Linked DNA regions of Mus musculus: region 2 is linked to region 1. The links are chromatin loops, found by intact Hi-C in ENCODE. Cell type or tissue: heart. All regions are shown on one strand. Links, peaks and the distances in the headings refer to the core of each region. The heading gives the core; the rest is flanking DNA. Region 1 overlaps Ptpro (protein tyrosine phosphatase, receptor type, O). Region 2 overlaps Eps8 (epidermal growth factor receptor pathway substrate 8).

Evidence for each region. Peaks named below come from ENCODE experiments on the same cell type or tissue, not always from the same donor. Only the 100,000 strongest peaks of a DNase experiment are listed, where the experiment ranks them.
Region 2: a loop joins it to region 1, with 2.3 times the contacts of the local background. A loop is called at or near these places in 1 of 42 quality-filtered maps.

The regions. Positions count from the first base shown.
Region 1 is chr6:137,448,156-137,460,539 of GRCm38, reverse strand. It overlaps Ptpro (protein tyrosine phosphatase, receptor type, O), which reads right to left. Exons shown (of 27, transcript NM_011216.3): 24 at 10,515-10,669; 25 at 5,820-5,955. Among named protein-coding and RNA genes, the nearest start is that of Gm52924, 180 kb to the right of the region's middle. In heart, for the core only: a CTCF peak has its summit at 4,717 (motif pointing left); a DNase peak (open chromatin) is centred at 4,669; H3K4me3 peaks cover 531 bases; H3K27ac peaks cover 1,072 bases.
Region 2 is chr6:137,512,827-137,525,210 of GRCm38, reverse strand. Eps8 (epidermal growth factor receptor pathway substrate 8) reads left to right here. Exons shown (of 22, transcript NM_007945.3): 8 at 2,299-2,381; 9 at 2,922-3,058; 10 at 5,695-5,768; 11 at 8,014-8,140; 12 at 10,420-10,508; 13 at 10,859-10,933. Among named protein-coding and RNA genes, the nearest start is that of Eps8, 130 kb to the left of the region's middle. In heart, for the core only: no CTCF peak of the experiment used is centred there; no DNase peak of the experiment used is centred there.

The DNA.
Region 1 (12,384 bases), core at 3,725-6,224:
TTCAGAGTTGCTCCACAGAGCCAAGGAGTTGGTTTTGCTGACAGGCTTCATAAACCAGGAGCACCTACAAATAGATAAATAAATAACCACCCTACAAACCACCGAGGGAGACAGAAAGCGTCTTCTGTTCCTAATTAGTAACAGCTTATGGTTGTTAAGTGGTTTTTGAAGCAAATACAGGGAATTTTAAAACATATGCAAATAGTGGCCAAGTAGCTTGGTGGCATGGCAGTGGGGGAGGAGGCTGAGGCAGAGGAACCAGAGTTCCTGGGCTGCACCATGAGGCCATGTCTCAGAGGATAAATAAAGGCTGAGGGGTGGGAAAAAATGTAAGCTGAAATGGGGGGTTTCATTTATGAACTGAGCACAGATAAAGAAGGAGGGGAGAAGAAGATCCGGTGATAATTTGGGGGATAGTAAGGTAGCGATTATTACTTATTGTTGGGGACATAAAATTAACAAACGGTGTGGACACAGATAAAGTATAAAGTAGCGAAAATCAAAGTCAGGGCTCCAATAGATAAGGCATAGAAACAGACACAGGCAGCAGGGAATGTGGGAAATGTTTAATGGGTCACACGTGAGAAAACTATAAAGAAGCAGTCTCTGAGATGAAATGTGAAAGTTTTGGGTAGTTTGTAGAGTATCATTTGAATATTTTGCATATTAATTTGCTATGATGGTTTGCATATGCTTGGCCCAGAGAGTGTCACGATTGGGAGGTGTGGCCTTGTTGGAGTAGGTGTGGCCTTGTTGGAGTAGGTGTGGCCTGGTTGGAATAGGTGTGTCACTGTGGGTGTGGGCTTTAAGACCCTTATCCTAGCTTCCTGGAAGTCAGTCTTCCACTAGCAGCCTTCAGATGAAGTTGTAGAACTCTGAGCTCTGCCTGCACCAGGCCTGCCTGGACACTGCCATGTTCCTGCCTTGGTGATAATGGACTGAACCTCTGAATCTGTAAGCCAGCCCCAAATATATGTTGTCCTTTATAAGAGTTGGCTTGGTTATGGTGTCTGTTCACAGCAGTAAAACCCTAACTAAGGTATGTACTATGTGAAAATTCAGTGTTGCAGAAATGTGTGTGTGTATGTGTGTGTGTGTGTATGTGTGTGTGGTATGTGTGTGTGTATGTATGTGTGTGTATGTATGTGTGTGTGTGTATGTGTGTGTGTTTGTGTGTAGCACACAAGTGCACATGAACATGTACTTGAGCAGCTGTGCACGACTGAAGGCTGAGATAAAATCCCCCGGACATTAAAGCTGGTTTTCTCTGTGCCATGAAACAGGTTAATTTCATGTTTTTTCTCCTTTACCCCAACTGTTTTATTATCGGCGGTACAATTAACTGTTACCCCTGAATAAAGTGCAGCCAAGATGTCCACAGGATTTTAGACAGCCTTGTGCAAACAGCTTCACATAATAATAATAAGAATAAAAGCAAAGGCTTCGAGCCGCAGCTGGTTGGAACCTCAGCTCTGTGTTCTCAGTAAGCTCTGGAGAAAACACTGTCCCTTATGCTAGGATTACATCTCACTGCACTGTGCCAGCCATGGTGGTCCTCATACATCAACCACTAGTTCTGGGCTCATGAGAATGCTGGAAATAGACAGGGCTCTGGTCTGGACTCGTGCTCTGCAGATGCCCAGTGGCCAAACTTTGTGTCAAAACCAAAACCAAGCAGGGCACATCTTCATTGGTGTTGGCAACAGGTGAGTTGTCCACACTCCTGTGAATGATGGCACATTCGAGCTCTTTAAAGCACTGCAACTAGACTCACTGGGCCATGTGCACACAGGGAGACTCACTGGGCCGTGTGCACACTGGGAGACTCACTGGGTTGTGTGCACACAGGAAGAGGGAAAGCTGAAGGAAGACTGATGGGGAAGGAAGGAGTCCAACGGGACTGGGAAAGAGAGTAACGGGGGTAGGTAAATGTGTTCAAAATACATTATATACATGTCTACAGATGCAGGGCGAAGCTCAGTATTCTGTATATTCATCTAATTATTACATATAATTGGCATATGCTAATTAAAAACCCCAAAACTCCAAGCCAAACAAACAAAACCAAAACAACCCAATGAGGGCAGTGACAGGGCCACACAGAAAGGACAAATAAGCACAAGGCTATCTATAGTCACATCCGTGGGACCTGGAGAAAGCCACGCTGCCCACGGTGAGGACAGTCTGTTCAAAGCAGACCCTCAGCTGACCTCCAGAGAGGTGATTGAAGGAAAACCAAGCAAAATGTTTGCTAAGAATAGAGCACCGGAGCTCGGGAGCGGGAGGGGTCTGAGCCATCTGTAGGTGGCAGGCTATGGTTTCCAAGTATCTTTATGGATCCTGTCAGCTTAGGCCCTGCATTCCTTATGGCGACACATGGCACCTGTGAATCCCATTTTAGAGAGGAGAAGTGGAGGCTCTGAAGAGGTGACATGACTTGGGAAGTCCCAGAGCCGAGGCTCTCGCCTCCTCCCAGGCTCTGGCTCTCTGTTTTCATCCTTTCTCCGAAAGGATGGAGAAGCCCTGAAGTGTGGTTGATCGGTTGAGGAAGGGCAGCACCACATGGGCTGCCCATGCAGATCGCAACGATCCCGAGGCGAACCCTGAGGACAAGGCTACTTGAATTAGTCACTTTGGCTATTTCAAGGGATAGCAAGGTATGATGGAGTCCAGGAGGTAGGTATGTGGAGAATTATCAGCCAAAAATGAGGAGAAAGATGCTATTCAGCTCTGGGGTTAAGTAGATAAAGACCAGCTCTCCACTGGAAACTGATTTTGTCCTCTTGATTGTCATGTTTGATTGACAAGTGGTAGAAAAGAAAATCATTTCATTCTTTAGTCCTTACTTATTAACTAAGTAAATTAGCAGGCAGCGGGATTTGAATGTGAGTGGGTTGAAGGACAAACATGAGATAAAAGAACTTGTGTTGGAAAATTCAGGTTGGACCAGGGAGCACACAGAAACAAGGAAAAATAAAGCAAGTGAACAAGACGTTCTAGATACAACCGATAAAGCAGACATAAATAAACAACTGGGAAGGTGTCCATCCAGGACTCCCGAGGGAACTCAAGGGTAAAGCTGGGGAGTTGGGAAAGGGAGGAAGCTGAGAGACCCTTGGATTTCCCAGCAAGTTCCTGGAGGGAATAGTGGCCTTTCAAAAGACTGTTTTCATGGAGAAGTCAGCCAGAAATGTTGCTGTAAAGAAGGAAGCCGGACGATTAAAACTGGGGCCAAAAATATGGGAGAGACAAAGCAGAGCCCTGACCGTGCAGGAAGCCCCAGGGGCTGGTCTGCTCTCTGAGATTATCACTCTGAAGACAAACATCGAGGCTGCGGGGGAGCCAGAGGAGCCTTGTGCACAAAGTTTTCAGAAACGGACAAGGATTCTGTGGTTGTGAAAAATCAAAGGTAGCACCAGCCTACAGTCAACATCTTCAAAATTGTAAAGAGGTATCGATTAAGGGGACAAGTTGCATAATTCATCAAACAAGATGCTTAGAACAAGACGTGCTTTGAAGTGTGGGGATTTACACACACCACAAAACAGGTTCTCAGCCTTCCTCACGCTGGGACCCTTTAATACAATCCCTCATGTTGTGATGACTCCCAACCGTAAAATTATCTTTGTTGCTACTTCATAACTATAAGTTTGCTACTGTTATGAATTGTAATGCAAACATTGTGTTTTCTGATGGTCTTCGGCGAACCCTGCGAAAGGGTAGTTCAACAGCCAAAGGCGTAATGGACCCACAGGTTATGAACTGTTATCATGTAAGAATATGTTTTTTAAAGCGTCTATTACATATAAATGTAACGGAGATAGTTTTATTGCATATCAGAATATGTGTTTATGGAAGTAAACAACCAAAACTTCAGGCTGAAATCCAGCCCTCATTCCCTCCCATGACATCTCTCCCTTATCCCCACCAGCACCTCCCCCTTCCGACGTCACATGCTCTGTTTTGTTTTTGTTTGTTTTTGTTTGTTTTCCAGACCCACTGAGGATACTTAATGTTGTCTGTATGTGCATAGATGTGGAATATCTACAGGATTGTGGGTAGTTCCCTAAGCCTTGCATCCCTTTTCTAACTACCTGCTTCTCCCAAAAGGTCAACAGTTGTCCATAGCACCCTAATGCCCACCTCCCTGTATCCGTGCTGGGATTTTGTCCAGCTTGATCTCACTCAGGGTTTGAGCATGCTGTCACTACTGCTATAAGTTCTTATCTCAAGTGCTCTGCTGCGGGAAGAAAACAGTGCTGGCTTAGTGTGATCTGCTGCGCCTGCCTCTTGTGATCTTTCTGTCCCCTCTTTCGGGATGCTCCCCGAGCCTCTAGGGGAAAGGGTGTGGCTATATAACTCCCGTTTATGGCAGGTCACTCTGTAGTCTCTTATTTTCTGTAGTCTTACCAGTTGTGTGTCTCCATGCGAGTTGCCATCTATTGCAAAAAGAAGCTTCTCCTAATGGGAAAACATCCTGCCTGGGTATGCGTCCTAACTGTCATTCAGACGTTTGCTAATGAGTCACTACCTCCAAACTACCGTGCCCTGGGAGCAGCTTGGCAATGAATATGTTTGAATGGTTCTGCCAAGCCTTGCTAAGATGCAGCTGTGGTGATGGGAGTGAGCTGGGGGTAGGAAACCAAAGAGTAAGAAGTCGGTGTTGGAGAGACTCTGCCATTACCCTCCAGGCTATTTGAGTTATACTGACATCTAGTGGTTCTTGAACGAAGCTGCAGGAGGAAGAACAACACGTTAAAGCAGAGAGAAGTCAGGCCTGGCGTTGTTCTAGTCCAGAAGATTCCGCCCCCCACATTCTTCTCCAGGAAAAGCTCTATTGTGCCCTTGAGGCCAGGGAGTACCTAATAGCCCAGTGGTCTGGATTATAGAAAAGCCAGTGTACTCGGGTTTTGGCAGTCACACCGGTGTACTCTGGCTGTTGCTGCGGGGCAGCACAAGGCTGCCTGGAGCTGTCCTTCCAGGCTGAGCACATTCTAAAGCCTCACGGGAAAGAAGGACTTGGGAGACGAGGAGGCAAAGGGGACACTGGTTAATAAGACTGGGGGAATTCTGGGATACACCGCCTGTTCATTTAAGGCATTGGTTCTCAACCTTCCCAATGCTGTGACCCTGTAATACATTCCTCATGTTGTGGTGACCCCCAATCATAATAATTAGTTCATTGCTACTTCATAACTGTAATTTTGCTGCTGTTATGACATGTAATAGAAATATCTGATGTGCCTGACATCTAATCTATAACCCCCAGATGGGCTGCAACCTAGAGATTGAGAACCAGTGATTTAAGTAATAGGGCAGGGGAGGTGGATTGGGGGCTGGCAATCCTGAAAGCCTAGAGAGAGATCACAAATCCAACAACCAAGGGTTATTATCAGAAGTGAGTGAAGACAGAGTCACATGGAGGAACAAGCCCAGTGACAAACTTACTGACCAGTCTGTCATCTCAAGTAGAAATCAAACCACATCTGTCCTACAGTCTTCCTTACCCAGGCTGACTGCTACCTTCAGCGAGCGCCATACTGCTCAAAAGGGGTTGATTCTATTTCAGACACGCCCACGTGCTCCATATTCCTAGAAGGCAGATGAAGCCAGGCAAGTAGTGTGACTATTTACACCACGGCCTTTTGAGAGCTTGCTACCTATTCATTTGGAATGGGGTAGTTTCAAATATGCACAGCAAGAAACTGGGAAAGACAGGTGTAAAGACACTGAGACAGCCCGATTAAAACCAAACGTTGGGTAATAGGATGCTTTCCATCAAGAGCAAACTTAAGCGCACACGTCGATGCTGTTCCTACCTCTGTCTGTACCATTGACATTCGGTATGAGCGCATCTCTGATACCAGCCCTAAGATGTCCACAAATTCATGATCTCGAATGTGTTGCAGGAGCCTGTCCAGGGCAATGAAGGTTCCTGTCCGTCCCACACCCGCACTGCAAAAGAAGGTTCAGATAACACGTAAGTCTCACAGGGCTTCTGCACTGCTGGAAACCAACTGGAGATCTCTAAAGCAGACAGACAGCAATGAAAGGGGGAACCTGTTCTCCCACAGTGCCTTGCACTTAGCTGGGTCCTGAGGATGCTGAGGTGGCTGGTGCTGCTTAGAGGCCACATTTTTTACCATCACATCATTCGCTATAGAGGTAAGGCTTTGCACCATTTCTGCCCTGAGCTCTCTGTTTTTGGAGGAAAGTGAAGACGGTACACTGAGCAGCCCAAGGAGGAGATGGTTCACGCTCCCCTTTAGGCAAGGATGCATATTAACAGCCTTCTGTCTCAGGGGTAGACAGACAGACAGACAGACAGACAGACAGACAGACAGACAGACACACACACACACACACACACGTCATTCCTGGAACCCAGCTCAACCCAGCTCCAAGGTTTAGTTGACAACCCCACTGCCTAACTCCAACTCTGGAGCCTTGAACATTTATTTGCACACAGTCACCTCACCCTCTCAGACAGCCATGGAGAGGCTCTACTCCTCTAGTAGAACCACGTGTCTCTACTGACCCAGCCATGAATGTGCACGAATCTCCCAGCGATCTTTTAAATGACTACCTTGAGGGCGAACTCTTCTTATCCAGTGCCTGAGCCCCAGAGTTAAGGGTGTGGACAGATATGGACTGGTATTGCCAACTCCCTAAAGTTTCCTGTTCTCCGTGTTAAAGTCAGTTCTGCCCTTCTGCCAATCATCCGCAGAGCCAAAGGGCTTCGAACTTTAAATTACACTGACATTTTGGATAAAGAGACAGTTGAGCCAATTTAGATGTGGAATTTGCTAGAAGAAGAAGAAGAAGAAGAAAAAAAAAATCCCAAACTAAAAGCCTTTGAGTTCAGAACCCAATTTGCTTTTTCTATTAGATAACTCTTCTCTCCTGGGGCTTCTCAGATAAAATGGTCTGCCACCAAGTGGGCCCTTGTAAAGTCACATCCCGCAGGGCCCCTGCTGCCAGCTGAGAAAGGACTGTGTGAGCTTGACCCCACAGGTGCAAGCAGCTTTATTTTCAGAGGGCTGTTTTGAGAATAATCTCATTTCCAACAACATGCTTTGAAACCGCAGGAGTCTCATGTGGGCGGATGAGGAGGACCCGCTCTGCTCCTTCAACAGCAACTTAGCAGCTCACAAGCATGGCTGGTCCTCAGTGTGCGCACACACAGGGTACACACATGCAGTGTGAACACATACGTGTGCACACAACACACCTGTACATTCACACACATTATGTGTACACACATACATACATGCACGTATATAATGCACACATATTTATATTGCTCACCAGAACACACACACACACACACACACACACACACACACACACACAAAACCACAGGATCAACATTTTAGCTCACCAAGACAAGGTGCTAGCTCCCATATTTGAAAGGTACTTGCTCAGGATGGGATAGTTGCGGATGTGTTCCCTAACATCCGTCCCTCCATGTCTACCTCTGATTCGCATCCAAAAGTTTTGAGCCTATATAACCATTTTCTCACATCTTGTCACTGGGTGCATTTTGTGATCATTTGTGGGAGGGCAAAGAAACACTCACTTCAGAGGAAACACTCACTTCCCAGAAGGAGTTCATATGAATTATGGCTTAAAATGTTATAAGCCATTTGTCCTGTTTGACTTTAGGTTCTGAATTCCCAGAAGAGTTTTTTGAAGAGCAACCACATTTATCTAATACACCAAATACTTTTATATTTTCTTACCTTCTGCCTTCTCTTAAGTCCGTTTGGACTGTTTTGAGCATGAGAAGCTTTGCAGAATTGACCTTGTATTTATCATGCAGTATCTACTCTGGATTTCAGTGGTGATGTCACATGGTACCTGACTGTACTGGCTAGTTTTGTGTCAAGTTGACACAGCTGGAGTTATCACAGAGAAAGGAGCTTCAGTTGGGGAAATGCCTCCATGATATCCAGCTATGGGGCATTTTCTCAATTAGTGATCAAGGGGGGAGGTCCCCTTGTGGGTGGGACCATCTCTGGGCTGGGAGTCTTGGGTTCTATAAGAGAGCAGGCTGAGCAAGCCAGGGGAAGCAAGCCAGTAAAGAACATCCCTCCATGGCCTCTGCATCAGCTCCTGCTTCCTGACCTGCTTGAGTTCCAGTCCTGACTTCCTTGGTGATGAACAGCACTATGGAAGTGTAAGCTGAATAAACCCTTTCCTCCCCATCTTGCTTCTTGGTCATGATGTTTGTGCAGGAATAGAAACCCTGACTAAGACAAATTGGTACCAGCAGAGTGGGGTATCCTGTGACAACCTGGCCATGTTTTGGGGAGGACTGTGGAAGGACTTTGGAACTTTGGGCTAGAAGATCCATTCGGTGTTAAGAGCTCTGTCAGATGTTGTGTAGGAGCTTGGAAGATAATGTTGAGAACAGTGCAGAAGATGGAGGCCTGGCTTGTGAAATTTCAGAGGGAAAATTAAAGACTCACTTCAGGGCCATTGCTATTTTGGATTGTGAAGATTCTGTGGTTCTGGTTAGCTGGGGCTGAAGAATCAGCTGTGATTAACAAGATACCAGAACTACTAAAGCAAAAACTTTGCATTACTGGGACTATTGATGCTGGTTAGCTGGAGCTAAGAAATTAGCGGTGATTAAGAAGAGACCAGCATCATTGAGGTGACATCTTCTGGGAAGTGTTTTCTGAAAGCACAGTGGCTGTGTTCCAGAGATAGCCAAGGTTGTACCTTGTGCTGTGGCTGGACTTGGTAATGTGTAAGAGTCACCCAGGTGGTATTGGTTTTGAAGGCAGGAAGGGGTCACACAGAGCAGCTGAGGCTCAGCACTGTGAGAGGCCATGGAAGGCCATTGATGAAGATGCAGCCTCAGTTGCAATTGACGACCCAGGACTGAAGGGGTCATGCAGTGTTTTGGAGATGCCAGTACCATGAGATGACCACCAAGAGCAGCAGCAGTGGAGTACAGGCATCTGGAGCCTAGGACGACATGTGTGCTACAAAGGGCATGGCTGGAGAAGTGACCCAAGATGGAGGAGCCCAGAAGATAGTGAGTTGGATCCCAGACATTAGACGGTTGGAGATTGATTTTTGCTTTTGATTGTGACTGTGCCCTGATATTTTCCCTCTTGAAGGAAGAAACTATTTAGTGGAGCCCAGAGTTAAGAGATTTTTAATTGTAAAAAGACTCTGGATTTTAAAAGAGATGTATATTTTAAAGAGATTGAAATTTTAAGAATATGTAAAGACTGTGGGACTTTTAAAGTTATTTAGATCTTGGGGATGAATAGGAATGTAAGGGTTGAGGCTTACTAGTGATGTGTTTGTGTGTCAAGTTGACAAGGGGTCAATTGTACTGGCTAGGTTTGTGTCAACTTGACACAGCTGAAGTTATCACAGAGAAAGGAACTTCAGTTGAGGAAACGCCTCCATGAGATCCAACTGTAAGGCATTTTCTCAATTAGTGATCAAGGGGGAAAGGCCCCTTGTGGGTGGGACCATCTCTGGGCTGGGAGTCTTGGGTTCTATAAGAGAGCAGGCTGAGCAAGCCAGGGGAGGCAAGCCAGTAAGGAACATCCCTCCATGGCCTCTGCATCAGCTCCTGCTTCCTGACCTGTTTGAGTTCCAGTCCTGATTTCCTTTGGTGATGAACAGCAATGTGGGAAGTGTAAGCTGAATAAACCCTTTCCTCCCTATCTTGTTTCTTGGTCATGATGTTTGTGCAGGAATAGAAACCCTGATTAAGACACTGACCGTTGGGGACCCGTGCGTCTAGATTAGAATCTTAATTTCTCTGTTCTCTAGTAGAATTAACCTTTGAAAATCTTTGTATTTCTCTCCTGTTCTTTTGCTTTTAAAACTGGGGCAATAATATTTTAAGCTCGTCCTAGTGGCTCATGTCTACAATCCCTGCAACTCAGAAAGCTGAGGCAGGAGAATCACTGCAAGTTAATAGCCAGCCTGGGCTAAAGAGTGAGTTCAAGGCCAGACGGGATTACAAAGTAAGATTCTGTCTCAAAAAGAGCAAATTAAACACAAAACTGTGTTCTACAGGGTAGAGTTATGAAATAACTAAATGGTAAGTAAGCGGTGTTTACAGCAAAACAGCAACTAAGTTCATATTTTAAAATAATAATTTATTATTGAATCTGATCAAGGTTTGATGGGGGTTAAAAAAAACATGTTTTTTATGATGGCTAATACTGTCAAGAGATCCAGATCTGCCTTGGAGACAGCCCCCTGGCGTGCCTGCGAGGGCGTTTCTAGACAGGATGACTGGGGTGACCTGAAGCCCATGGGCTGCAGCCTTTGCTTGAATAAAAAAGAATGCTGGACGCCACCAGTATTCACCTCTCTCTGCTTCATGACGTGGCTGCCTTAAGCCCTTATCACCCTGATGTCCTACCAAGGCAGACTAAACCCTTGAGCTCAGCCAATTTTCCTAAAGGAGCTATTCTCGGGTATTTTTGCCACAATGGTAGGACAGGTAGTGAACAGAGAATGGAGGCTGAGGGTACCTGCAGTGGATGATCATGGGCCCTTTGCTCTTGGCGGCTTGCTGTCGCACTGTGAACACAAACTGCAGGATGCTCTCGGCGGCGTTTGCTGGAGGCACGCCGTGATCGGGCCAGGCTGTGTAGTTAAAATGCATCACGTCCTGCGCTTCGTCCGCCTGTGGGCGAGAAATGCCAAAGTTCGCGCATTAGTCACCCCATCTGCACTTAGCATGACCAGAGCGATGGTTGGAGACCAAGGTGATACTACAGGCACCTCTCTTTTATCACCCATCTCTTCTGAGCTCTGAGCACCTCACTGGTCCTGACCAGGCCCCGAGGGGAAAGGCTAATTGTAGCTGTATGAAGCCACAAGAGGTGGACACATAGGTTAACTTCTATCTGTTACCACCAGTAGCTAAGAATGAGAGCTTATGCAGACTCGGGTTGGCATCCTGACTCTGCCTGCCAGTTAGGAGCTGTCTCAGCCATGGCCAGTACAATTCTGGAAGCTACTACTGCTGTTCTACTCAAGAGTTCTCTGCCAGCCCAGCCTAGCACTTTCCCTGCTAGTCGAATCACTGGTCCCTCACTCAGAGACATCCTCTAGACGACAAGCTTTCCTGGTAAATTCCCAAGAGGTCACATTTATGTGACAAAGCATCACCAATGAGCAATGATCCATCTCTCCATCAGAACTGACCAGCTCCACAGTGGCATTCACACCCCCCAGCATTCTCAGGGGCTCTGACTGAGGTCCGACTCCAGCTGCATCCACAGCTGTATATGGCACGCTCCTTTGACCCTTGCATATTTGCCAAAAACACACTTTTCAAACAACAACAACCACGAAAGGCATTTATCGAAGAAGTCCTGCTCTGAGATCTGAGATGGGGAAACCTGTTCCAAGGCAGACTCGCTGGGCTTCAGTTTTCTTGTATCTAAAAAGGACCACTGGTATCAGGCCTACGGACACTAAGTGTAGGAAGAGAGTGACGGGTGGTGCATGTGACAGGTCACAGTCATCAAAATGACTGTGTCATCACTAGCACTGGCTCCCATCTGCTCGGTCACTTGTATGCTTTGTTCTAAGGTAAGTCAGTTTGTATATTATTGTGGGGCTTTGGGGCCCTGCTTGAGGTTTGATTATATAGACACGGAGACATCTGTATAGTATAAGGCTGTTGCCTGTTTGCTGGGTCAGTCTCTCGCTCTGTCCCTGCTCCAGCCATCAGCTCTTTATTCCTCAAATTCCATGCTTCCTTCCCACACAGAAAAGCTATTTGCATATGTAGTGGGAAAGATTCCTCTCTCCTGGCAGCTAGGTTTCATTTTGGGCAGGGGAGGAAGTGATAAACATTTATATATCCTGCCAGGCAGGCGCTGCTGGCACAATTAGCAATTGAGAAAACAGGGACCTACCTTCATAGCCAAGTTGATACAATATGTGTGGGGGTGGGTTACCCTGATAGTATATTAAGCCTATTCATGTTGGCCCGTGCACTGAATTTCTCTCTAAGCTAGAGCTATAGCTACCAGGATAAGGATCCCTCATGGTCAACTCCATTTCATTTCCAATAAGTTAGAGGAATGATTTGGTCTCTTGTTATTAACTGTGAGGCTGGATCCCACACCAGGCTCTTCTCAACTCTCTGGTTCATTCCTCAAGCCTGCAAAGACCCTACAATCCACCCATTGGGTAGAATATTCTAGCAAAAACCTCGGAAGGTCCAGAGCTCAAGTTTATATTCAGGAAGCAAAGAGAAATGAATTGTGAAGAGCAAAGCTGAGCAGTCTTAAGCAGAATTTGCATGTATACAAGTAGACCTTTATATAAATAATATGTGCAAATTCATAGTAAGATTTATAGAGATAACAATCCCATTTCTTCAGC
Region 2 (12,384 bases), core at 6,531-9,030, 62 kb before region 1:
AAGGCATTTAAATTTTGTGTTTGTATCCCTGCTTTTAAGTCTGACTTAAATGTGAGTTACTGTCCTGAGTAAAGGTTCCAGACGTCAGCCTCTGCGTTATGGAATGAAGGGCTTTCCTTCTCTAGGGGACCGTGACCATGATGCCTCCACATGAATTTCCTGGACAATGCTCTGTACTCACCATAGCTCAGACCACTAAAAATGAGGAAAGCCACTCACCCTGGCCAGTGCCACATTTCTTTTCATGAGGTGTGCATTCCTTGCTAATTTAAAAATGCAAGTGCCTTGATACTGTGATTTGTAACTAGTCTGTGTGCAGAACATCTTGCGATAACAGTTTTTGAGTGTAACTTTTTATCATGGGATGCTACATGGTGCGTTTGCCTCCTTTAGCGATGGCAACATTTTTCATAGAAGTTCAAGGTTCTAGACACCTCCAGTTTTAATCTTCTATATAATAGAGGACTTTGGCCTTAGTTGACCATCTGGAATGTGTTGGGCTAGACTGTTCTAAGGATGCACTGTACTGGGGTCCATTGCAGTGTTACCTCACCCTGAACATGATGCAGGCCAGGCTACTTCTCCTAGTTCCCCTCAGAGAATTAACTAGAAAGGAGACTAAACAAGGGCTGGGGAGACTGTTCGGTGGATGAACTGCAGTTGAAATCCCCAGAACCTATGTCAAGCCAGCTGTGATGGTACGTATCTATCATCCTCACACAGCTCCAGAGAGATGGAATGCAGAGACAGGAGAATTTCTCAGAGCTCCAGACCAGCTGGACCAGCTTATGTAGGGGTAATCAGCAAAGGGCCTTGCCTCCGGCAAGGTGAAAGGTGGAAAACATCACCTGAGGTTGTCCTCTGACTTCCTTTTATGTAATCAGTGTTCATATATGGGCGGTCACATGTGTGCTTGTGTGTGTCCGTGTGCACGTGTGCACTTTCTCTCACACTCCATGATCTTGAGGTCTCCCATCAGTTTTTATACTCACCAGTGCTGACTGTTAAAGAATACGTGACTCATATATCTGAGAAAAATGTATATAATTACACAGAGCACACAAGCCCAAAAATAGGAGATAAATACATGAGCAACATCCTCATATACAGTGATAATTACAGGCTACAGATAAATTTCATAACAAAGAAAAATTGACACCTTATCTACAAAACTCACTTGAATTCCCAAGAAAATCTAATCGTTGGTCTTGTTGGGAACATAATGGGAAAATTTGTGGTGGCAGATAGTTCATTTTTACCTGAAATGGAATAATAAAGTGATTATCAAAACGGATACAATATAGAATTGAGACTCAGCCTGTGAATGTACTGCTGAGTGAGTTTTCCATCCCGGTGGCAAACCATCGAGCTGAGCAACTTGCAAAGAGAGAAGGTCTGTTTTCCTAGTGGCTTCGGAGGCTTCAGTTCCATGGTTATTTGGGACATTGCCTTTGGGCCTGCAGTGGGAAAGTCCATGGTAGTAGGAAGAGTGTGGTAGAATTGCTGTTTGCTTCTTGGGAAGCAGGAAGTGATAAGAGACAGGCAGGAAGTATCTGGCAATCCTAGTGTCATGTAAGAGCAAAGCGCAATGTCTTCCTTCCACGACCTCCCTTTTGAAGGCTGGAACCCGGCCTTCACCATGCATCCATTCAGGGATACTGCAGACACTAACCTAGCAGAAGGTGTGCCTTAAGGTCTGGTGCCTCTGTAGGGCCGGGTGATTGCTTGGTGAGTTAATAGGTTCCCCCTGTGGAAAGGGAAAGGGGGAAGGGTCCCCCAGCCCTGCACATCATCTCTTATATCCTTCCTCTGTGACAGCCGAGACACTCACCTGTGTCCTCTCTGCAGTTGCCTTTCTCTGCTGGGCTCTTGGGGAGGAATGTTTAAGTGGAATCTGGACGTAGATTAACCTTAAAAATCAACATTTGTACCGGGCAGTGGTGGCACACACTTAACCCCAGCACTTGGGAGGCAGAGGCAGGCAGATTTCTGAGTTTGAGGCCAGCCTGGTCTACGGAGTGAGTTCCAGGATAGCCAGAGCTACACAGAGAAACCCTGTCTCAACAAAAGAGAAAAGAAAAAGAAATCAGCATGTGAGTTCCATCATTATAAAATACACCATTGAAAACTAGAGTCATATTTTTACGGTAGATGCTAAAAAGTCTTTCTATTTATATCACACCAAGATACTTACTGATGCAAACAGTGAATATAAATTATATTTTCTTTCTGTCTTAACCTTTATATCAAAGCTCAGACAAGCCTATGGCCTTCTGGATAACTCATCTCTCCTTTCAGGCAAACCTAATTAGTGAAGATATCGAAAGTGCAATCAGTGACAGTAAAGGTGGGAAACAGAAGAGGCGGCCGGAGGCCCTGAGGTAAGAGCATCAAATGGCATTAGCGCCATGGGATTGGATAGTATGCCTCCTTTTTTTTTTTCCTCCTGGAGGTGTAGGGAAGTTATTTTCAATGGAGGTGAATTATTCCGTTTTCTAAATTGCAACCTTTAACCACAACTTAAGCTCTGGTTGCCTTGCCAGTCCATGTCTGCCCCTTCTTGTTTCTCCATGTGTCAACTCTGTCTCCCACACAGCTTCTCAGACATCTGCAGATGTCCCAGAGAGTTATAAGAAAAAGTGGAGTGTTTTAAGAGATGACCCAAGGTCTCCCCATAGGCCCACAAGCTTTTCAAATATCATGTGACCTAGAGAAAAAAAATCAATGTTGCTTCCCAGGGATTTTAATTTTTCTGTGTCTCAGGAACTTACCAGCAGACACAGCACAGCTGGTCAGGAATTCTGATTTCCCTGACAGTTACTTCTGAGGTTGAAGGGCAAATGGCACCAGTGGGTTGCACCGTTGTTAGCAGACGTGGAGATGGTAACAGCCCAGTTGGATAATTTGTTTTTAATTTTCAGGATGATTGCCAAAGCAGATCCTGGCATCCCTCCTCCTCCCAGAGCTCCTGCCCCTGTGCCACCAGGGACTGTCACACAGGTGGACGTTAGGAGTCGCGTAGCAGCCTGGTCTGCCTGGGCAGCTGACCAGGGCGACTGTAAGTACCCAGCCCTAGCCCTTCTGAGCATCCACGAGAGCTATGGTGTCAGTCCTCCTTTCAAGTCCTCATGGTAATTTGTAGATTAAAGTTCACTTTAAAGAACCAAATCTTAGATGTTACAGAGTTAAGTCTTGGCTGCTGTTAAGGTTATCATCCACGAGAATTCATGCCAACCATTTAATACTCTATGAGGACTACACTCATTTCTGGCTGGTTATTCGTGTAATGTCTAGGTGACTTTTGCACCAGATGCCACGTTGGTCACTGTCACTTATAGAGTCACTGCTGGCAAGATTGTTTTCAACATCTCTCCTCCAGCAGCCTGAATGGCACCTTCTGAAACTATACATTCTGCGGGTAGGGACGAATCTTCCAGCAGGGTTTCTCTATGATGCCTTATGCTGAAGTGTGCAGTGTCTTTAATGATAGGGACTTTTAATCTTGTGAGCTAAAAATTGAGACCTGAAATAAGACCTGGCTCTGTCTGTCCATATGACCGTGGAAGGTCATCCCTTTGTGCTTTGGTCTCAGCTGTAAAGTGCACATAATGACCCCCAGGTTTCTGTGAATGCTAAAGCCGGTGATGCTGTCACTGTCACAGTCAATGAACGCTGATGACCTCTGCTTTAGGCATCACATGCGTTTCCACCAATTTTCTTTGTAAATCCAAAGGTTAAATAACATGATTTTTTGAAAGACTATGCTATATCTGTGCTTATTGTGAACCCGAGGTTAGTTTTGTTGGTATCGTTTTGGTGGAGGGGGATCTGGATAGTTGTTGTTATTGTTGTTGTTGTGTGTGTGTGTGTGTGTGTGTGTGTGTTAGAGAGGTGTCAAAACTGACTTGATGTGAAGAGAAGATGGATTGAGTTAGAGATATCCTGAATAGATTTGTAGGAACGTATGTGAAATCTAATATCATTTTACAATAAAAGAATTTACACTCAGGTATTTCTGAGCTCTTACTAGATTTTGTGTAAAATACTCCTGGCATTGCCATCTGTTACAATTACAAGGAGACAGACTTCTAGCTTACTAATTGTTCAAACAGAACTCAAGACATGGCACACAAAGTTCTGTGTGAGTGCCAGAGGGTCTTAGTTGGGAATGTCCTAAAGGAGGCTCTCTCTGCTCCCTCTGAGGGTTTCGTCAGCTCTGACTGCAGCCCCTTAGAACTCTGAGGTGGAGTAACCCCGACTTCCAAAAGTGAGTGTAGCAAAATGGTGGTGGTAGTAGCCAGGATCCCAAAATGGTTTGGAAATAAATATCTTCTGCTCAGTATGCCCCAGAAGATGTTGTGGGGTCTCTCAGAGACACCTATTCCTCCTGTGAGGCATAGCCTTCCTCCTGTGAGGCATAGTCTTCCTCCTGTGAGGCATAGTCTTCCTCCTGTGAGGCATAGCCTTCCTCCTGTGAGGCATAGTCTTCCTCCTGAGAGGCATAGTCTTCTGTGTAGCCCTGGATGTTGTGGGGATCACTATGTAGCCCAGGCTAGTCTGGTCACCCCTGCCTCAGCTTCCAGAGTGCTGTGATTGTAGGCAAGAGGCCCTACACTTGATGCCCTTTGGAGTTCCTAATGGCGGGTCCTAGTTTCCTTCCCTGCCTTCCATGGTCCACTGTACCAAGCAAGCAGCAGCCACGTGTAAAATAGCAGCCAACTGTCAAGCTTGGCTCCGTGCAGACTTGTGAGCTTGAATAGTTATAGCTAAAACTGGAGTTTCAGGTGGCTTAGCGATTCCTTTTTCTTTTCGCCCGTGTTCCACGTCTGGACAATGTTGGCATAAAGGAGGAATTGGGATTCCGAGCTTGCAGTGTGTTTTGTCAGTTCTCTGCACTAAACCTCGTGAGTCATGATGATGTCTCATGAGTTCTCCCTCCACTCCTTGTGATCTATTGCTCCTGCCCCAGCCATATGCCTTTGCATTTAATGTACTCTGAAATACATCGCACCAGCTGCCCACGTTACCATAGTGCTGACTGACTCACCTCAGGAAGGAATCTGCGATGGAGGTCTCATGATTAACATTCACAATCGAGCTTTCTTGACATTTTGAATGCCTCTGAGACATGCATTCAGTATTTATCTCAAGGCATATGATTTAAGATCAGGGAGCCAAAGGCTGCGGGTTTTATGCTGACTTACAACGGCCATTGAGAAATCACTGCCCTCTTAGGACTGCAAAGCTTTTATTGTGGTCACAGGGTTGGAATGTGGGGGTGGGGGGTGACTAGCAGCCCAGGCTGTGGAGATGGCTCAGTTGGCATAGTGCTTGCCACACCAGCATGCAGAGCTGAATCGCATTCCCCGTGCCCAGGTAAAACAACCAGGAAGAATGAATAGTCCGTGTCTGTAATCCCAGCTCAGGGAGAGGGAAGACAAGAGATTCCTAAAGCTTGCTGGACAGCCAGAGGCATAGCCTGGCAGGCCAGTCCACCAGCTGTGCCCAGTGCTCCTGGTAACTGTGGCAAGGATGTACCTCAGGGGTCATCAGTATCGTTTTGGCTTGTTTATTCCAGAGAGCTCCCTGCTCAGCAACTGGAATTCCTTTCTCATTGTCTTCTCATTTTCATTTCTGTATTGATAATGTCTTAACAAACATGGAAAGTCTGACAATTCTCTCCTTTCCTTTCAGTCGAGAAGCCCCGGCAGTACCACGAGCAAGAAGAGACGCCCGAGATGATGGCAGCCCGGATCGACAGGGATGTGGTGAGTACCGCCTGAATCAGGTTTAGCTCACTGGCCCTTCTGCTTTGGGAGGAGGAGGAGGAGGAGGAGGAGGAGGAGGAGGAGGAGGAGGAGGAGGAGGAGGAGGAGGAGGAGGAGGAGGAGGAAGGGAAACAGGCATTGAGATGAAAGGGATTGGCAAAAATGGCTGCAAAAGTTTTCTTTTCTCTCCTCAGTGTTCAGTATTTCCTTTTAATTGCCCCTTAAACACTTATCCCTCCTTCCTAGTGTTTAGCTAGATGTGATCTCCTATAGAACACTGGCAACTTGGCCAGTTTACAGGGGAAATGGACCTAAAAGGCCAATGGTCTCTGCTTTTGCTGTTTTTCATGTTTTATGATTCATAGTTGAGGTGTCTTTTTTAATGTTTGTTCATTTGGTTTATTAAGATATTTTAGGACTGGGGAGATGGCTCAGTGACTGCAGGGCTTGCATCAAAAGCCCAAAGACTGGAGTTCCTATCCCTAGAGTGGATGGGTGTCGGCAGCCCATCACTAGGTAGAAGGGCACCCATTCTAGGTGCAGGGTCTAGGTTTCATTAAGGATCTTTCCCTTATTGTTGAAGTTGGGAGAGGGGCAGAGGATGATCTGGGACATCAGAACTGGGTCTACACAGGTAATCACATGTGCACACACACCAACATGCAAGGGAAGCCGCATGTACCCGTTCACACATGTGCCTAGTCACATGCAAATGTGGACACACATACACACACATACACCATACCCTCGTGAAAATAAAAACATCCTTTAGAACATGTCAAAAGGAAAAGTTACGTGATAATTTAAAGTATAAATATGTACATATTAATGTTTTATACAGAGGAGTGCTGTACTTAATGTCATTTCCTTAGAGTAATTAACTTGCAGGGTTAATTGACAGTTAATGGCTATGTCCACTGTATTTCAAATATGTGATTTATTTACCTTTTAAACTATAAACATTCCCAGGTTCTTTTGAAAGTAATTACTGAAAGGAGGCTGACATTCAGAATTAATTTTTAAAAGATTTTCTTTCTTTCTTTTTAAATAAAGGCATACTGAAATCAGGAATGTGCATAGTCCCCTTTTAAAAACAATCATTTAATTTATATTGAATACACTGTAGTTGTCTTCAGACACACTAAGAAAGGGCATCCTATTACAGATGGTTGTGAGCCACCATGTGGTTGCTGGGATTTGAACTCAGGACCTCTGGAAGAACAGTCAGTGCTCTTAACCACTGAGACATCTCTCCAGCCGAACATTTTCATTCTTAATCGTGTGTGTGTGTGTGTGTGTGTGTGTGTGTGTGAGTGTGTCTGTATGTGTGTGTCTGTCTGTCTATGTCTATCTGTCTGTGTCTTGTGTGTGTCTGTGTGTGTCTGTGTCTGTCTGTCTGTCTGTCTGTCTGTGTATGTCTGTGTGTCTGTGCAGATGCCCGCCAAGGTCGGAATCCAGCATCAGATTGCTTGAAGCTGCAGTTGGAAGTGGTTGAGCTACTTAGCATGGATGCTGGGAACTGCGTTTTAGAGGTCTATAAATGTAAACTATGCTCCTCACCACTGAGCCATCTCTCCTCTTCCAGCCCTAGAACTTAAGTTTTATATCACACTATACTATCGCAAAACGTTTATCAAGTCCTCCTTAATAGTCTTATAATGTGAAGAACCCTTCATTTTAGACTAGAGAAAGCTGAAAGTGGAGTATAAGAGCTAATCGAAGTCTCCAGCACATCTTTGCCTGCTCCTTCCGCTCTGTGGTGTGGTCATCTCCATGCCTTTGGGTGGACATGGGCTGGGGGGTCTTTAGGTTCTTATGGCACTCTACAGGGAGGACACAGGAACTTTGTCACTCTACAGGGAGGACGCAGGAACTTTTGGCAGAGCCTTTACAGGACAGATAACTGCAAAACAAAATTATGCGGTGCACTTCTAACAAAATGTATCTCTGAATCCCAACCCCAGCTTTATGTGGGGAACACTGTGAGAAAATTAGAGCAATTTAAAGTAATTAATAACTGATTATATATTGCGAATGCTTCCCTGATAACATTGAAAATGCAGCAAAATTAAGCTTAAGGAATAGAGATGAGACTGTATCTATCTATATCTATATGAAGTTTCCATGAAAGTGGTCATTTTTCTCTTCTCATCTAAAGCCTCTCTCCTTTACTTTCCAGCTAACAGCTAGAACCAAATTACTTATGCCTTTGTTTCACATCTTGCTCTGTTATTTTTAATTCCAGCAAATCTTAAACCATATTTTGGATGACATTGAATTTTTTATCACCAAACTCCAAAAAGCCGCCGAAGCGTTTTCTGAGCTTTCTAAAAGGAAGAAAAGTAAGAAAAGTAAAAGGAAAGGACCTGGAGGTGAGCGAGCGAGCGGGCAGGCGGGTGGGCGGGCACAAGCAGACAGAGGGCTTCCTCATTCTAAGGCTGTTAGACTTGAGGATAAATGGGTTTCCTTACCCTAAGGCTGTCAGACCCCAGGCAAGTGGGTTCCTTACTCCAGGGTTATCAGACCCACAGTGAGCGTGGGTTGGGGGCTTCCTTGCTCTTGAGCAGTCAGACTGCAGGTGAGTAAGGTTCCTTACTCTTGGGCTGTGAGAACTACAGGGCTAGATGAGCTTGGGTCCTGGTAACCAGCTACGTTGCCCTGAACAAACCAAGGCCCTGTAGTTTTGGGCACTATTGGAAGTTTGTTTCAAGCTGGCTGTACCTTTAAGTCATGTGACTCTGAGATTGTAGCCAACTGTCTGCAGTTTTCACAAGTACTTAAATGTTAGTTTCTGCTCGTAACCCTGATCTTTTTCTGTAGGATTCTTTCATTGTAAATATGGAACCTTTTTTAACATTAAAAATTGACTTCTTTCATCCGAGTATTTTAAATTACCAATGGATTTGAATCATATTGCAAATCCCCAAATTGTTCATTCACATTCAGAGCTGCCTAGAAGCAATTTTGAAGCATAGTGCTGAACTGCAGTGTTAAAAATGTCTTAGAAGCTGGGCCAGGAATCCCAGCACTCAGCAAGCTGATGCAGGAGGATTATTCTTAGTTATGGAAGATAACCTGGGATATCAGACCTTGTCACAAAAAAATAATAATACTAAATGAAAACAAATGGCTTTGAATGTATAAAAGTATAAACGTAAGGATAGTGTTTATATTTCCTCTGGCAGAAGACACAAATTGAATATATAAGAGAATGGTTTGTTCATGTCTCGTTCATTAGAGCTGACTTCAAATCTTCCTGTAGCCCCTGTCTGTATAGTAAGAGTGTGTGGTCTTCAGTGTTGTCCTGGCTGTAGATGCTTAGATGGTCCTCTCCTCCACTCATCCTGAATGAAGCGTTCTGTGGTGTTTCAAGTCCCCTTTTCTGTTTGCTTAATGGACTATGCTCTCCTCCAGGCTATCCAAGCTCAGAACCAAACCTCTGCCTTCTTCCTTGAGCTTACAGCTACTTTGACTTATTTTCCCGATGTCATCTGTACACATTTTTTCCATTCTCATAATTGGCATCTAGTTGAAACGGTCATCATTTTTGACCCAGCTTGAAAGCAGCCTTCAACCCCCTAGTCTTCTGTACTGTAAGGAGAACAAGTCAATCAACTATCAATCAATCAAACCTTTGAGAGAGAGTCTCACACAGCTGGTCTCAAAGTTGCTATAAAGCCAGGGATGGCCTTGAACTCCTTCTGGCTCTACCTCTCAGGTCATGGGCTTAAGGTGGTTATTGCCACAGCCAAGAGGACACCCTTGGGAGAGTTCTAAGTTGGTGTCCTCATACTTCTGCCCTGAAGTGCAAGTAGTTCTGTGGACTGTTGATTGCAATGTCACTTCTTACTTTGACATTCAAGGTCACCTACAATCTAAACCAAGTGTCCTCTTGAATCTCACATTTCTCTGGGTTTATGTTGCTTGTTTTGCATATACTCAATTTCTGTGTTATTCCAGGTGTCATTCTAATCTTATCATGTTATTTCTGCAAACTGGAGGAAAGGTGGGCAGAGCTTTTCAAATCCCTTCTTTTTAATTCCAGCATGCAAGGCAGAGGCAGGCTGATCTCTGTGGGTTTGAGAGCAACATGGTCTACAGATCTACAGAGCATTTTCCAGGAGAGCAGAGAAACCCTGCCTCACAAAACAAAACAACAACAACAACAAAAAAACAACAACAACAAAAAAAAAACAAAAAAAACGTTTACTGAAAAAACTTTCTGCTTTTCATGTTCCCCATTTCCCAAACAGCATACTCTCCTGTCGTAGCGCTTAAATGCTACACCTGTTATACTTCTGATTCATTTCCTCTGTTATTTTTCAGGGGCATTAAAAGCAGGGCTTGTCACTTACTCAATTTTATAGCCTTTATAATGACCACAAGAATTCCTGGAACATAGGAAGGCTTCCAGTCATATTTATAGAATTGAATGAGTCACTGGGAGTGTCTAAGAGTAGAGGAATCCATTCAAACTTAGGATCTTCTTGATTTATTGGAATAAGGGATGTGTTAGAATGAAGGTCTACATCTGGAGTAATTTTCCAGCTGTGGACGCAAATGTAGTTGGTTTTTTGTTTTTGTTTTCCCAATCAATAAACTTCCTTGTGAATCTCTTCTTATCCGCCCCTGCTCTTTTTTATTTCATTAGAGGGCGTTTTAACACTGAGGGCAAAACCGCCACCTCCTGATGAATTTGTTGACTGTTTCCAGAAGTTTAAACATGGATTCAACCTTCTGGTAGGTGCACTTTATTGATAGATACTAGAAGAAACAGATGGAAAAAAAATCAAAGTTTAGCCAAGTGTTCCTAAAAAATTAAATTAAGAGATAGAGTTGTCCCTGTGGATTTGTGGGCGTGTGTTTTGATTGGCCTTTCATGATAACCTCAGATTGAAAGGCGTGCATGACAAAGAGTTGTATTTCTTGGCTGTCTCTTCCCCGCATTCGCTCCATGCTGATGGAGCCTCTCTCTAAGGAGAAGTGTTAGGAAAGACGTCTCCTTCCATGCCTGCAATGGACTGCTCTTTGAGTATCCACCCTTGGGGTGACTGTGTTGTGGTGACATACTTGTTTTCTTTCTGTCACAGGCCAAGTTGAAGTCCCATATCCAGAACCCGAGTGCTTCAGATCTGGTTCATTTTTTGTTTACTCCACTAAATATGGTGAGCATTTATGAATGAAACAAAGCAATCGTTCTCAGTATCTCCCATCCAAGGGTCTGAATTACTTAGGTCTCTTTCCTTAATTACCTTACATGGGCCCTGTTTTTCTTAGCATGCTTGTAAACTCTGAATGTGAAGTTTGACGCACACCTCACTTACGGCTGGGGACATGGCACACACATGTGCCCATTAGAATAGCATCTCATCCAGAACTAGCAGTGTTGGGTGTTTCGCTTGCAAGCCTCTCCTCTCCAAGTTCGTCGTGCCACATGGCCATGGTGCACTGGCGTGTGTGCATGCCTGCTGAGTTTCTTCATAGGAAGTCGTGGCCTGTAATATCCGCTCTTCCAACCTAAAGGGCACAGTGTTCTACTCCGTCACTCTGTAGTCATCTCTGAATGTTTCCTGCCAATGCTTATAAGGCAGCAAGTTAAAGGTTCAGTACCAAAGCTGGGCATGGTGATGCCTGTGCCTGCAGTCCAGACACTCTCAAGGCTGCGGTAGAGGAGTGAGTTCCAGGCTAGCCTGAGGTACGTGGTAAGACCTTGTTTCCGAAGTCTAAAGCAGCGAGCCAAAAAAGAATGGAGCCTATCATGTTGGCTCACACTGGTACTTCCAGCACAGGAAGCTGAGGCAGGAGGATTGCTGTAAATTTGAGGACGGAGCAGGCTCCATGGAAAGTAAAAGATGGATGTAGACTGCAAGGAGAGAACTGGTCTGAAAAAATCCAAAAGTGCAAAACAAAGCAGAAGCAATAGAGCATGCTGCTCTGTTTGCAGACGAGTCGGCAGGCACAAAGCGTTTGCACCCCACCTCTGCTTCTCAGTTTTCTTCTTAGATCCCCCAAATGTGTCTCCTGAAATTTAAAGTAGGGGCCATCAAGGAAAATTGAAAAATAAGCGTCATGGTGTCATGTAGTGTGTCAGTACTGTGTGCAGATTGAGAACAGCAGGTACCAGGCAAGCCCTGTTTTAGAATCATGCTGGCATGTAGGATTCCCAAAAGATGTAGCGCCTGAGTTGGATTCTGGGTGCTGGAGGAAGGGTCTTGAGGGGAACTAGAAAATCCTGTGTTTACAGAGGCAGAAAACAGCATGGCCTCCTCAGAGCCCCTGACCTGGGAGATGTCTCAGTCTAGAGCCATTCAACAGAACAAAACAAACCCTCCTTCTTTCTACAACACTTCTCTGAGGAGGCCAGATTCTAACAAACTATCTATCTAGCCTTTCTGCTACTAGATAAGGAGCCTTCCTCAGCCAGGACAAGGCTCCTGAGAGGCGAATGTGGAGCGTCCTTCTAACACACGCTTGCCATTGTTTTGCTTATCAAAGTGTGCACCTGTTTCCCGTTGACCGTTAAATTGTCCATATCAAATCAAGGAAATATACTAGAATTGAATTCTGGGGAGTGGAGGCACCACTTATCACTGTTCCTTCTCCTCTGCCCCCCTCC